Linked DNA regions of Mus musculus: region 2 is linked to region 1. A link is a loop called in an ENCODE intact Hi-C map of the cell type or tissue named here. Cell type or tissue: gastrocnemius. All regions are shown on one strand.

Region 1 (8,000 bases):
GCAAACCCTTGAGACTCACAGTGCGCCAAAATCTTGGTGAGCATCGACAGAACATCCTCAGTGGGAAATGCCACAGCAAGGAACTTTGTTTCATGCACACACACAAAAAAAATACTTTAAAATTTTGTTAAGCTACATCCATCCAGCATGCAAAGGTAGATGATACCTACATGAATTTCGGGTTTGGTTTACTCCCACCCCATCATGGATATGCAAAGATGTCTGAAACCCCAAATCTATAAATTCTGGAACATTTTAGATGAGGCTACTCAAACCACACTAAGGTAAACGGATCTTCCAGGTCTGAGAAATAGCCCTCACTGTTCAGCTGAGTGTCTTGTTCAATGGTTTCTTAGCAAAAGATAAAGAGCAGAGATGGCCTGTTCCCTTAGACTTCCTGTTCTTTGGTTAACACACAGAGGCTGTCTCAATTCCACCATGGTTTCTAGCGCCACCCCAGAAAGGTGACCACCCTGGAGCGTCTGTCCACAACAGACATGGCTGCTCCCTCCTCTCTGGTGACTGAAGATGTGATCGTAGCATGGTTAACAAAAAGATGGCTTAGCGGCAAGAGATGAATTTGAGAGATGGTACCTCCGAGTTCTCAGGAACGGTAAATCTCACCTCCGCTAAATAGTGACAGGAGAATTTGGGCTCAGGGATAAGGGCTGTGCATGGACAGGCCCTGCTTGGCTGATGTCCAGAGACTGGCTGACAAGAGGATCCTCCCCAGAAGAGAGTTTTCCAAGAGCCCCCCCTCTCCAAATGTAATCTCCAGCTAGCTGACATGTCTCAGGGTAACACTCATCTTTTGAGTTACAACACAGAGTAATGGATGGGTGGTTGGGATTAATGTTTTCCTTTCTGTAAATGTATTGAGAGAAAAATCCATTCTACTTGGTTTGGAGAAGAGGAAATGCAAAGAAACTGGGAGACTCATATTTTGAGAGTGTGCACATGCATTAGAGGACTGTAGTGAGGAGGGCAGTTCATATTATAAAATATGAAATATGAGGGTAAAGAAAAGGAGGTTGGGAGACCTTGATCTACTCAAAACCCTGCAGGCTCAGATTGGTTTACTGGGTGCTCCTGCCTGAGACAGTTTGTTAGTCAGTAGACAGCATGTGACAAACGTAGCTGAGCAAAACAACCTTAGATACAGAAACACTCACTTTGCAAGAGTGCAGTCCACAGTCCCTAGGCCTGTGTCTCTGGACCATGACAGCATCCAGCCACTCAAAGAGCATTACCTCATAAAAGCCAGGAAGCAGTGGGGAGGGAGCTGGGGACACCACAGACCCTTTAAGGACCTCCCCAATGACCTATATCTCTCAGCTATGCTCTGTTTTCTTAAGTTTACATTCCTGACCAGTAGCCTGTTAACTCAACAAATCCATCAGTGGTTATGTCCATTGATGAACTTATCTATGGCTTTCAAAGGCCCCCAGCTGAACGCTGACGCAGTGGTGCCAAGACTTCAATGTATAAGCTTTGGAGGCCATTTCAGATCTTAGCCATAATACACAGTGAGTTTAGATTGCAGGGGCAGGGACTTGAACTGCTTCTTGACTCTCTGATAACATTGAAAGGGGGGTGGTATTAGTAGAGGCAGCAAACATTTTGAAACTCACAGCGCAGCGCCAAACAGTCTGACTTTAATTGTATGCAGTTCTGGGAGTTGTTGAGAAGAGCTTGTTGCATACAACCTGAAGAATTCAGGAGCCAAGGGGCACTTGCAGCCTCTCCCGCCATGCCCAATCCAGAGGTCACACCCATTTCTTTGGCAAGTTTAGCTCAAATGCGGTTTCTACAGGTGAGGGGTCTGAAGCCCAGTAAACTTGCTTGTTCCTTGAGCCTCTTCTTTGGAGCTTGCATAACGGAGAAGCACATATTCTGATCCTGAAGAGAGATTCTGAGCCATGTTCCTAGTCAACAACCAAGAGTCACATGGACTGCAAAGAGGGAACTGTCTTAGCTGGGAATTTTATTGCTGTGAAGAGACACCACAACCAAGACAACTCATTTCATTGGGACTGGCTTACAGTTTCAGAGCTTCTATTATTATCATGGTGGGAAGTACGGAAGCACGCAGTCAGACATGGTGTTGGAGGAGCTGAGAGTTCTACTTCTTGATCCTAAGGCAGCTGGGAGGAGGTTCTGATTCCACACTGGGTGGAGCTTGCGCATAGGAGATCTCAAAGCTGTGACGCACTTCCTCCAACAAGGCCACACCTACTCCGACGAGGCCACACCTACTCTGATGAGGCCACACCTACTCCGACGAGGCCACAGCTCCTAAAAGTGCTACTTCCTATGGACAAGCACTGAAACACAGAAATCTATGGGGGCCAAAACTACTCAAACTGCACAGGAAACAAGTGCTGCCGCAGCAGGGTTTGAAGATTCACACAATAGTGACAGGCACAAAACTCACATCCTCTGGCACTTCACATTGTTTGGCGTAAAGGAACCGGGCAGGCTCAGCCGGGCGTGGTGGCATACGCCTTTAATCCCAGCACTTGGGAGGCAGAGGCAGGTGGATTTCTGAGTTCGAGGCCAGCCTGGTCTACAGAGTGAGTTCCAGGACAGCCAGGGCTACACAGAGAAATCCTGTCTCAAAACACCAAAAAAGAAAAAAAAAGAAAGAAAGAAAAGAAAAAGAACCAGGCTCATGTCTAACTCACACATCATCACAGAGGATGGAGATTTGAAAATGAGAAAACGTTGCCTCAACATAAAAGCAAAACGAAAGCAGTGCTATAGCTACCCAGGAACGGAGTGCATGGCCCTCTTCCGAAAGACCGAGTTTTCACAGAGATAGTGAAGCAGAGACTTGAGGACGTTTGTCAATTATTTTACAGGAAGGATTTCTACATTGGAAGATGGTGGGATAAAAAGAGGAGTTTGTCCTTGATCGACAACCAGAGGACATTTTTGCTCCTTCAATAGCCCAACCTCTTAAATGTTTAAAATTATTTCACAGAAACCCAGAAAGTTAAATGGTTCCGTTTCTAAGGTTCTGCAAAGCATGTTGGGAGTCATAATCTCAACCTCACTTTTTTTTTTTGTAGGTAATGAGGCTACAGCACAGTTGCTAGTTGCTTTTAAGGTCACATTATTGGCAAGGTGTAGGCAGACTTTTGGTTACTTAATGGGTTCCTTTTCTTAATATCCTTCTCCACCCCAATCCCTTCCTACCCCCTAACACTGGGTAAGAGAGAAAGACGGATAGAGGAGAACAAGGGGGGGGGGCATTGATCTTCACAGGCTACTTCCTGCTGATTAGTGTCCTTGAGTTCCTTGAGGGCACTGTTGATTCCTCTTAGCAGGATATCTCCAAGCAGCAATCTGCAATCAGCAACCAGCCATCAGTGGGAGCAGTGGCAGGAGTGGGGGTGGGGTGTGGAGGGGAAAAGGGTGGGGGCAGGGGCAACAGGGGCAGGGCAGGGGCAGGGGCAGCAGCGACAGCAGCACCAGCCACCACCTCTCTCGGGGCTCTAGCATTTTTATACCCTCTCAAGAGTCCCGAGAATTCCAAAGGTCATACATTTTCAGGAATTATCTGTGACTGGCAGCATCATGCCCCCACCAGAACATGGGGCAAATCACAGTCAGCTGCTGTGGACACTCGAAAGCCGCCCCATATCCCACACCGGGCACTCAAACAAAAACATTCCTGTAAGATTTCTGTGATTAAAGAAACCAACATCTCCACTACAGCCAGGAGCAGAGCAGCAACAGGAGCTAGCATCTGTAACTACATTTGAGCTCTTTCTGTCTGTTCTCCCACATCCTCTCCACCCTACACATATACCACATTGGTGATACTCCCAAGCTATGGCCCTAATTTGTTGGGAACATGAAGGTCCTTATGCCCCCAGACCCCCAGAGGAACCAGAAATGCTAAACTCTCGGAATTGTCTTCTAAACAGGAAAGAATGTAAAACCTATTCTTCCATCAAGAAGGCTGGGCATTTGCAGGCAATTAACAGCCTGGTGAGCTGTGTTATCAATTGGGCCTGGCCGTACCAGGCTCTCACAACCAGAACCACAATTAGCTTGAAATCTAAATGATCCTCACATTACAGTGTAGGGGCTCTCTAACAGTCTAAACAACCCTTATCTGTATAGCCAGAGGCTCCCCCAAGCTCCCACAACCAGGACCAGAGGTGGCTAATAGCCACCTTGACGCTATCTGTACGAATGAGACCATGACAGATCTGTCCTTAGGCTTTAAGGCCCAAATCTCTAGAGCCCATCTTCTTGGAAGAAATGACATGGTCTTTGAGTTGAGTTTTGATGTAATTACGCCTCCTTGTGCACAGGGGTTTGTATTACACCAGAAAGCTTTTTTTTTTCTTCCCCCAATCTATACCCTATATGCTGGCAATAAATTGCCTGGTGTGAGACTCCTAAAGTTTGGTCCAGTCTAAGACGAGCTGAATTTTCATTTTTCACCTCTTCCCAGGTCATTTCACTGCTGGCTGTGACACCTGAAGGGACACCAAACACACATACACCCACCTCCTCCCCACACAGATTGTGTCATGGCTGTGATTTAAAAATGTGCAAAAGCTACCTGTGTTCTTTGAAGATATACTTAGAATTTTCTATTACAACATGTAAGACTAGATCTAAGGATGGCTTAGTGCATAACAGCACTGAATGCTTTTGCAGAGGACTAGGTTTCATTCCTACCAAACACAATCCCTGGTTATTCCAAGGAATCTGATGACCTCTTCTGGCCTCCTTAAGAACCTGACAAACCCACAGTATATATACATGCAGGCGAAGCAGTCATACATATGAAAATACACAAGTATATATCTCTATCTATCTATCTATCTATCTATCTATCTATCTATCTATCTATCCATCTATCTATCCATCCACCCACCCATATCTCTCTCTCTTAATCTATCTAAAAGATTAGCTCTGCTTAATTTTATTTCTCACTATAATGTTTCAATGTTCTTTCTACATTCTACATAGTCTATATTTAAATGTGTGTTAAATATGGTTGGTTTGATGAAAAAATAACTGCAATTTTCAGACTATTTCTTGCCATGTTTTTCCTTTGTTGGGTGTCCTGGTTGTCTGGTGTTGAGCAACATGTGACAAACCTCAGGATAACAAGTTGGTATTGTGGCAACTTCTAGAGAAAAAGCAGGGTTTTTTCTGAGTGTGTGTATAGTCAGCCTTAAAGACTGACACTTTCTTCTGTCACCACACCCTCTGTGCCTCCCTCACCTTGTTCAGGGCCTAGATTTCGTGACCCACTTTTAGTAGCTTTTAATAGCTTCGGTGCAAACGAGAAGGTATTACTTCTATGAGTCAGTTATAAAAAGATTGCACCTTCTGGGAACTCTCCCAGTTGCTTCTGCTCTGGGAAGCACGCTGCCGTGTTATAAAAAAATTTTTTTGGAGAGACGCATGTGGCAAGAAAAATGATACCTCCATCAGACAGACAGTCGGCAGAGACCTGAGGCCTGCCGAAGTATTGAAACGGCTGTAACGTCAGCCATCTTGACTTCAGCCTTATGGAACTTGAGCCTAAAGCAACCACGTGCTTAGATCCCTATATTGGAAAAAGAGGGGATAGTATTGATTGTTGTAAGCTGCAAACCCTGGGGGTGTGTGTGATTTATCACCCAGTGGTGGATGGGCAGCCTTGTGGGAGAGCCTTTATTTTAATCCTCATGACTTAGCTTACAGTTCTATGAGTCAGTTGGATTACTGTCTTGACATGGGCAAGTTCATTTCTGATCCTCCCTGAGTGCTTCAGGGGCTCTGCGGTAAACTATTGATTTTGATGGTGACTTTATGACCCTGGATGGCTCTATCCACATCTAATGTCTAGTGGTCACTGGCTAGTATTCACCACCCAACCCCAGTCATCAGACACCTTCAACAACTTAACATGGGTTGTTCTCCTATGGTGTGTCTTGGTGCTGCTCCAAACTCAGCGAGACGGTGAGCGCTGATATACAAATGCTTTGCAAGCCTCTGCTTATATCCAGTTACTAATGTCCTATTGGTCAAAATGAGCCATGTGACCAACACATATTCAAAGTGTAGGGATACAGACTAACTCTCATTGAAGGAGGTGATCTGCCATGTCACATTATATGAATGAAGAGAATGAGAGGGGAAGTTTCAGTGGTTTAAATAATCTACCATACAGAGAAAATCTGACAGAAAAAAAATAATAACCGACAGTATTCCATATTTCCTTCTATTTCCTAAGGAATGGCAGAGGTGGACGACAACCCAAACATTTGGAAGCACTTGCGAATACATTGAGAAGAGCTCATAGAACAGAAAATCAGGACGTTTGTCTGGCCTAAGTGCTTGTAGGTCTTGATTCACTCAGCTGTCAAGATGGGACAAGGGGCTGATCAAGGGAACTGGGAGCTTCTGTGACTCTTATCAGTACCCAGAGGTGTCATACTCATTTTCTCAAGCTGTCACTGATGATGTCACAAGTTTTACAGTATTACTGATCAGTTTTTCTCTTCTGGCTTCCTGTTCATACAGGTACCCACGCTACTTCCCAGTGAATCCTTTCCATGTGACCGGGCTGGCTTCCACTCTACAGAGTGGCATCTCTATGTATCATATTTGTGAACACTGAGACACTAGGTTCCAGCCACCTCTAGAGGAGCAGACCAATAAAATATTATCAACTCACTCTAAGGGGCTGGGTGGGGGAGGGGAGAAGAGGGTGGAGGGAGCAGCATAAGCTATATTGGATCTATTTTTCTAACACTGTAGAGGCAGGGTTTTGTTTTACATCTATGTCTTCTCCTTTCTATCTATCTATCTATCTATCTATCTATCTATCTATCTATCTATCTATCTGTTTAATATGTGTGTGCATTTCATCTGCAAGTGTGCCTATGTACTATTTATATGCCTGGTATCTGAAAAGGCAAGAAGACACAGAAGACACCGTCAGATCCCCACCCCCACCCCCGAACTGAAATTACTGATGATTGTAAGCCACCCTGTGGATGCTGAGTACTGTATATGGGTCCTCGGCAAGGATGCGAAGCACTTTTAACTTTAACCCTGAAGAAAGATTCTTAGAGGATATCCACATAGGTCTTGTATAAGCAAGAGCATAAAGATATAGATTAAGTGGGCTCTGTTAAAAAAACGACAACATTGAGCTGGGCAGTGGTGGCGCACATCTTTAATCCCAGCACTCGGGATGCAGAGGCAGGCGGATTTCTGAGTTTGAGGCCAACCTGGTCTACAGGGTGAGTTCCAAGGCTATACAGAGAAATCCTGTCTCGAAAAACCAACCAACCAACCAACCAACCAAACAAACAAACAAACACCAAACATAAAAGCAAACCACAAAAAAAGCCCCCCCCCCAAATAAGAACAACATTGAGTCCAACATAATAGTTATCATTTTGGATAACACGTGCCATATATTTTACACGATTGTTTTGTGTCATGCTTTCGAGTTCTGTTTAATTCCAAAATGCAGGATAAAGTGTTTGTACACTTCCAGAAGGTGAAACTTATCTGGTAGTTTCTTGTTCATCAATCCACACCTGATTGTAATACCTTATCAAAACCACCAGTATTCCTTGGGGACACTGCAGACCTTTGAGGGACCCAGCCTTCCTCCCTTGCCTCATCCCTTTGTGTCAGCTGCCAATGCCAGAGGGCATGCACTACCTGGGAACCCTCTGGCCACGCTGGCCTGGGTATCAGGTAGGAGATGTTCACTCTCCTCCCTGTTCTCCACTGCAGATTCCCCAGTGTCACTAGCTCTGTAGGAGATCACCTGCACAGACCTGGCATCCCTCTCTGACTCCCCTCCCTGGCAGAAACAGTTTTCCTCCTTCCTGTGGACCTTGTCCCCCTCCTAGTGTGTCCTCAATCCTTCACATCAATCCACTGATACCTAGAAACATGTTCTACCCCGATCCCCAGTGCCCATACCGGGCAGGGACTTGTACTCCATACAAGGCAATCCATACCCA
Region 2 (8,000 bases), 160 kb before region 1:
ACCAACAAAACGTCAGGCAGGAGGAAGGAGGAGACAGGAAAAAAGGAGGGGAGGAGAAGGAAAAGAGAAAGAAAAGGAGAAGAGAATTCCAGGAGGGACTTTCCTATTTAATTTGAGGAATGTTAATAACCCTAGTATCTCCATTATTGATAATGAGATCCTGTTAGTCAATCAGGCATCTTCTAAATTCAGCGCTTCCTAATCGATACCAGCTAAATGAGCAAGGCAAGTCAATGACTGACGCTGCTGTTTCACGGCAGTCAGAATCTGCTGAGTAACTTATTCTACCTAATAACTGCAGCTCATGGTAACTGAGAACTTGGGAAGTGCCAAGAATAGGGCTAGTATTTGCGGTGGTTTGGATAAGAATGGCTCATATACTTGCATGCTTAGTCACCAGGGAGTGGCACTCTTCCATAGGATTAGAAGGTATGGCTTTGTTGGAGGAAGTGTGGTATTGTGGGTGTGCCTTGGGGTTTCAAAAACCATGCCAGGTTCTGTCTCTCTCTCTCTCTCTCTCTCCCTGCTTCCCTCTGTGTGAGTGTGTGCTTGTGAAACAGAGTGTGACTCTCGGCTACTGCTTCAGCTCCATGTGTGCCACAATGCTTCCTGCCATGATGATAATGAACTAATCTCTCTGAAACTGTAAGCCAGACCCCAATTCAATACTTCCTTTTGTAAGAGTTGCCTTGGTCATGGTGTCTCTTCCCAGCAAAAGAACATTGACTAAGACAGTCTCATCAGTAGTACTAGCAAGTGCAGCTTATCTGTTGAGGAAACAGAGATTACTAGGGGTGAAATAAACAATAGAAAGACACAGGTCCAACACTGGTGGGACAGGATGTAGAGGAATTTTAATCCAGGAACATGGCTGCTCTAATCACATCCAAAGACCTAGGTCTGTGTGATCTATTGGAATTTAATGTCACATGCCTTTCATCCCCCTGGCTGGAATATAGACATGCCTTTACTACACACCATTAAGGTAAGGTTAGTTTATAGAAGGAAGCAGCCATGTTTGAAAGTGATTTCTAATCGAGGGGCAGACAAAGTGATGGATCAGAGAAGGACTTGGCAGAGTCAGAGAAGGGATATGCCCATTTCTCGTGAGAACAGACAGGAAAGAGCTAGCTCAAGAGGGGAGCATGGAAAAGAGGGGGAGAGAGGCAGTTTTTACGGGGACAGTTTTACAGAGACAGGTTCCAGATGAAGACAGAAGGAGCCAGAGAAGGATCCAGAAGATTAGAACAGATTGCCAGAGTTAGTTTGAGGCCAAGCAGAGCAATTTAGTGAGAAGCCAAGAGAAGCCAGATTGAATCAGTCATCTTGGAGGGGAGTTTGAGCCAGAGCAGTTGAGTTGAACCAGCCAGCCAGAGTTCAGAAAGGGCAAGCTTACTCATCAGCCAGCCTCTAAGATGACAATCACACCAGGGATGTACAAGTGACTGTTACAGCAGGGATTTGAGTTCTGGCACGTGATGCCTGGATCCGTTTGTAAGCCTGTCTTCACACAGCTTCAACACAGTAGTAGGAGCCCAGCAACCTCTGCATCACATAGGTAAAGCTTTCTATTCCAGTGACCATCGAATGGTCCTGTGAAAGAGATGCCCGTTCAGCTCCTATAACCTTCTGTTCAAGAATGACTCGCACTTTGCATACTCGGATTACCTAGAAAAATCCAGAACGTTAGAGAAAAGTGATGAACTAATCTGCCTAAGTTGATTTGAAAATGAGGGTAAAGAATGTGATTTTTTTCATGCTTTACATTTATATTTAAATCTGTGGCCAACTTTGAGTCTCTTTCTTTTTTCCTCTACTTCTCTTTCCTCATATTCCTGCCTCCTCTTTTGAGATAAGGTCTCCTTCTATAGCCAAGGCTGGCCAAGACCTCATTATGTTGCCAACATTGGCCTTGAAATCATGGTCATCCCCCTGCCTCAGTCTCCCAAGTTCTAAGATTAGAGTCATTAACTAGCACAGGGGAGTTCTTTATTTTGGAAGAAGACACAATCCCACACAGTTCTTAGAAATACGTATATTGTTTGCAGATGTGTAACCCATCACAGGATGGTCCAGTGGTCAAGGAAGAAGACGACTGTCTAACTAGAGCCATTACTGGAGTTGTTGGGAGAACTCACTGTTGGGATAATATTGTGCACCGTGTAAACACCGTCTTTGTATTATTCAAATGCTGATCTCTCTGTTGGCAGAGGGCCAAGTACAAGCTGACTTTGGTGTCGTTATTAATATGGCTGCATCATATTTTGTAAACCCACCCTCTCTCACCTTCTGACTGGTTTATCAAAAAGCTGACGGCCTGTAACAAAAACAGGAAATAGAAGGTGGGACTTCCTGGAAGAGAGGGGAACTCTGGGAGAGAGTCAGGCCCGGGAGGATTCATCAAGAAGATGGAGAAGAAGCTGCAGGCCTGGAAGGAAGGAGAGGTAGCTAACCAGTTACATGGTGAGACTTAGATTAGCATAAACGGAATAGTTGAGCTCCGAGCCAGCTGGAAACAAACCTAACTTCAGGCCTAGGCATTCATAAATAAATATATGTCTCTGTGTCATTATTTGGAAGCTGGCAGTCCCAAAGCAAGTCCTGTTACAAGTGCTGTTGGAGATAGTGTGTGTGTGTGTGTGTGTGTGTGTGTGTGTGTGTGTGTGTGACTATGTATATCAAACTTCCTGAATTTTTTAGTCTTACCCTCCCAGACCTGCCCAAACCTCCTTTGAGTTGATAAGGACAAATATTGTCCGATGCTGATGTTATTTTGAGTTTTATAGAAAGTCCTGCCTAACAATTTGAACTAGGCTGTGCGTGTTTCCATTTGGTTGCTAGGCTGCATTCTGGGTCACTTCCCAGCAGCCTAGGTGACAGCTCTTCATGGGACACCTGAATAGCTGTAAGGTGATGAACTGTGAGATATCACATGATACACAGCCTTTAAAATAGGCAGTGTGACATAATGCACCCGCTGTGACCCAGGTTGTGGTGGAAAGTATCTGGAAGAGGAAAAATGAGATTCCGATGGCTGAAAGATAGCCAGTTTAGAATCTAGGCAGGGGTAGGGAAGACGAAGGCCAAGGAAGCTTTCTACACTCCCACCCGTCCCCCAGGGACAGTTCTGAAGCCCTACACTGTCCTGTAATGTGCCACAGACAGAAGCAATACAAGAGAAATGGAACTAGGGCTTGCTAAAGACATCAGAGCCCCAGGAAATCTCCTGGCCGAGAAGTTGGACAGATCTCTTGACACTTATTCTTTGTTTCCAGAATCTTCCACGTCTATCTCAAAAGTTTCATTGATCACCTTGCCCTTCTTTTCCAGATAATAGTACAGGCTTTCCCCGCCCGAGATCAGGCCAGCAATTTGGCTGCCCCGCGTCTTTCCAAATTGACTGCGTGGGAAACGCAATTTACTTCCTCCTCCAACAGTAGGTGGCAGCACTAACCTTGTTCATTAGGTTCCCGCATCTGTAAAAGCAAGCCGAATTTGCTCAGTGGCAACAGTTTAAGGTCAGGCCTTATTTAAAATGTAAAGAAGATAGGCAAGTAGGCAAGTAACTTAAAAACCCGACTAATCACTTAGCAATTAAGAGACTGGAGACACTGCCCACATTTACACTCATTGAAATGTGAAGCAGAAACCTGACTCATTTTTATTATTTTTTCTTCTTCACTGGAGTCTCAGGCAAAGCTGGCAGCCAGTAGAGCATTTCTGAAGAAAATAAGTGCTTGAAGTCAGATATGAGAATTTGTATTTTATTATGTGAAATTTACATCTCAAGCCCCCGACAGCTCAACATTTTGAAATCACACTTATTTACTTGTGCATGGGGGTGGGGGAGGGGACTCATGGGGGGGGGGAGGTCAGAGAACAACTTTCAGAAAGGGGTTCTCTTTTAACAGATTTCCCTTTTTAAGAGCAGCCTTAGGTCAAGAGCAAAATTGAGAGAAAAGTGCAGAGAGAAGCCCATGTGTCCTCTGGACATCTCCAAACTACAACCATCCACACAGAGTTTCTGCCTGCTGCTGGTGCTCAACATGACTAGTTAATCAGCTTCACACGTCCGTAGTTTACCTTGGTCTTCACCTGGAACTGTACGTTCTGGGAGTTTGGAACTAGAGCTAAAGCGGTGTTTTCTCCTATGCTGCGTACAGAGTACCACCACTGTCCTATATGTCTCCACTCACTCCCCACCCACTCCCTCCAACCTCTCCACTACTGAATGTTCTGCCTTCTCTGTAACTTGGTCCTGCCACTGGTGGGGGGGGGGGTCTTACAGTGTTTCTTGTTATGTGATTGGTTGTTTCCCTCGTCAAAGAACCTCTAAGTTTCCCCCACTTGCTTCCTTGTCAAGACGGTTCATTTTCCTCACTGCCGAGTACAAGCCCTTGTCTGGATGGGCCACAATCTACTCTCCCACTGACCTGAAGGATGCTTGGTTCCTTCCAAGTTCTGGATCAGATATAAAGCTGCTATCAGCATCTGTGGGTGGGCATATGTTCCCGGGTCATTTGAGTACATGTAAAAGCCTGGTTACTGTAACGTGGTGGTGTGTTTAGTTTTGTTGGAAGCTACCAAACCATCTCCATAGTTCATGGCGTTTCAGGGCCCCAGCAATAGGTGAGACCTGCTGCTCTCACCTCTAGAATTGGGTATTGGGGTTGGTCAGGGCTGCAGAGGACCCTGGTTCAAATCCCAGCACCCATTCATTTTCTTATGGGTGACATTTAAGAGTCCTTAGCAGAGTCGTGTCAATAAGATAAACACCTCTAGTGCTCACCCCCTTCCACAAGGATAGCCAAAGAGAAGAATAAACTACCACATTCCGACAAAACAACTAAAGAGAGTATGGCGTACATCAGGGGACTGGACATCGGCACCTTGGACATTGGGACCCTGCACACTGACAGGGTGGTCATTATGGACTCTCTGTAGAACTCATGGGTGGTTGGCCCAGCACAGAAAACTACCTGGATTCTATGAGCCCCAGTGTCCCCAAAGGAGGACTTGGTGGCTGTGCCCTGCTTTCCATGGACAGTGTGGTGTCTCTGAGGTGACATCTTGGAACCAGAACTGCTGTTAATGCGCTGTCCTCTGGAGACAGGAACCATGGCATACCTCCACCACTGAGAATTTGCCACCATGGGTGCACCCCCACCTGGAGGGGGCAGTATTCTTACCACAAACCACTACTTCACCATCTTGCTGGGACTAAGCTTCACAGTCACTGCCCCGTCCCTTCCCAGACTCTGTCATTTCTTCCTGCCTTAGATACAATAGTGCCCAGCAGTGACAGTCTCCGAATGTAATAGTGGACTTACTCACTTCTGTGTAATTCTGCCACCATTGCTTGCCTAGCTTAGCATTCTATCGTTAGGCAACTACACATAAATTGTTACATATTCTTCATGAACTGACCCCCTGTCATTTCTCAGTGCTGCCTTCGTCCCTAATTAATATGGAGCTGTAGAGCACATTTGAAAATTTATCTCCACTTACTCTTTCTCTGGCTTTCTTTATATCCAAGTGTATTACTTGTGTGCTTTTCTTTCCTTCCTTCCTTCCTTCTTTCTTTCTTTCTTTCTTTCTCTTTCTTTCTTCCTTTCTCTCCTTTTTCCCTTGGCTTTTGAGATAAGATCTCTCTACACAGCCCTGGCTGTCCTGGAACTCACTGTGTAGACAAAGATCACCCCAAATTCAGAGAGATTCCCCTGCCTCTGCCTCCCAAGTGCCGAAGTTAAAGGTGTGTGCCGCCATGCCTGGTGATTCTTCTTCTTCCTCTTCGTCTTTAAAGATTTATTTATTATTATTATACATAAGTTCACTGTAGCTGACTTCAGACACACCAGAAGAGAGCATCAGATCTCATTATGGGTGGTTGTGAGCCACCATGTGGTTGCTGGGATTTGAACTCAGGACCTTCGGAAGAGCAGTCAGTGCCCTTACCCGCTGAGTCATCTCACCAGCCCCCAATTTTCCTTCTTCTTCTTCTTCTTCTTCTTCTTCTTCTTCTTCTTCTTCTTCTTCTTCTTCTTCTTCTTCTTCTTCTTCTTCTTCTTCTTCTTCTTCTTCTTCTTTTTCCGAGACAGGGTTTCTCTGTGTAGCCCTGGCTGTCCTGGAACTCACTCTGTAGACCAGGCTGGCCTCGAACTCAGAAATCCGCCTGCCTCTGCCTCCCAAGTGCTGGGATTAAAGGCGTGGGCAACCACGCCCGGCGATTTTCCTTCTTCTTAAACAACTGATTTTGAACATTTCTTGGAAGGTGAGCTCACTAGACAGCATGCCCCTCACTATTTGTCTGAGAAAGTCTTCATTTTTCCCTGGTTTTGAGTGATGGATTTACAAGGTACTTGATTCTAGGCTGATAAAGCCTTTTCCCTCAATGGCCCACGGTATTCTTGCTTCCAAGATTTCTAGAAGCAATACGTAATTTTTACCTTTGTTCTCTTTTGTAGAAGAGACAGTGGGCCACCTCTATGTAAATGCTGGGGGCGGGGGGGGGGCACACAGCTGTAAAAACATCTCCTGCAGGAGGACCTAATTGAGGACTGTCTGAGGGACCCAGGATTGCTGGTGCAGACAAAGCCAGACAACTGGAAACTGCTATTTAGAAGAGATGCTTTTTTGGGACCAATGGGGCATGGGTGGAGGGTATTAAAGGAGCTTGCAGCAGTGCTCAGATGAGCTTGCTGTAGCATTTCTCACCTGTTCCCAGAGTCTGTGTCGTTAACTCTGTGCCACCTCACCCCCAAACCCCAAGGGCAGGTAGGGTCTGGCAAGCGAGTAGTCCAAGGTTCAGGCAGCACCCTTATAGGGAAGCTCTGTACTTTCATGTCTGATATTAACTTTGTGGAAATTCTTAGTAACCCTAGTAATTGTTTCAGGCTTTGTTTATGTGTGCCCTTTTGGTATTGCTGTGGCTTCTACCTGTTGCAGGATTTTCCCTGTCCAATCACATTAGGGCAGTGGGAGGCCTGTGATTGGACAGGGAAAGAAAGGTGGAGCTAAGAGTTGCAAAGAGAGGGAGCATGGCAGAGTGGTGGGGAACCAAGATGGCTGCAGACGTATACCCTTATGATGTTTTCCAGCCACAAGTAACTATGATTTCATAAGGTTAGAAATATTGGGATAAAGCTTTTATCATTATCAATTGGCTCTGAAGTTATTGTATTGGCAACTTGTAAATTGTGATATTATCGATACATAAACCTGATTGGTTAATTAAGCGTTAAGAGCCTGATTCTGCCAGGGTACTGGGTACTGTGATGTGTTGACTGACAGTGGGGTGCATGGTAGCAAGAGGAACGAGGGGAACTCAGGGGGTGGGGCACCAGAGAGATAGCCCTGCGGGTGCCCTGTGGTTTGGCATAGCTGGAGAGTTGGCGGACCAGCAGGAACGCTGAAGCGAGGTCAGGCACCTCGGAGAGTTGGCGGGTTCATCTATGTTACAAGCTCTGAACTTACCTTACTGGGTTTAGATACTTTATCCTTTTTTTTTCTTGTTTGAAAATTTTTTACTGAGAGATGGCTCAGTGGTTGAGAGCACTGACCGCACTTCCAGAGGACCCAGGTTCAATTCCCAGCATCAACACGGCTGCACACAACCACCTGTAACTCCAGGATCTGACACTCCCTCACAAAAATACACGCAGGCAAAACAACAATGCACATAAAATAAACATAAGTATTTTTTTAAAACTTGGAAAGTTTATTGCCATTTCCTCCAGCTCAGATATTTTCTCTTTGCTGCACCCAGCCTGCCGAGCCTGTCTAAAGCCTTCACACGTCCCTCTGTGTTTTCTTTCTGCTAACGCTTTCTCTTATTTCCATTAGGGGATTTCAGGTCTGTTTCAATCCTATCCTCCCCACCCCTTACTCCTTCCTGATCTACCTTCCCTGACTACCATTTTGTGCCTCCCTCCCTTAGCCCCTCAACTCCAACTTACACTGCCCAGATAATCTTGGATATGTGGAATCCAATTGAGTGTGGC

What was found. Peaks named below come from ENCODE experiments on the same cell type or tissue, not always from the same donor. Only the 100,000 strongest peaks of a DNase experiment are listed, where the experiment ranks them.
Region 2: a loop joins it to region 1, with 11 times the contacts of the local background. A loop is called at or near these places in 30 of 42 quality-filtered maps.

Annotation. Positions count from the first base shown.
Region 1 is chr15:96,966,309-96,974,308 of GRCm38, reverse strand. No RefSeq gene overlaps it. Among named protein-coding and RNA genes, the nearest start is that of Gm32840, 74 kb to the left of the region's middle. In gastrocnemius, a CTCF peak has its summit at 4,313; no DNase peak of the experiment used is centred here; H3K4me3 peaks cover 182 bases; H3K27ac peaks cover 2,885 bases.
Region 2 is chr15:97,130,917-97,138,916 of GRCm38, reverse strand. No RefSeq gene overlaps it. Among named protein-coding and RNA genes, the nearest start is that of Gm32733, 27 kb to the right of the region's middle. In gastrocnemius, a CTCF peak has its summit at 3,431 (motif pointing right); a DNase peak (open chromatin) is centred at 3,430; H3K4me3 peaks cover 333 bases; H3K27ac peaks cover 1,314 bases.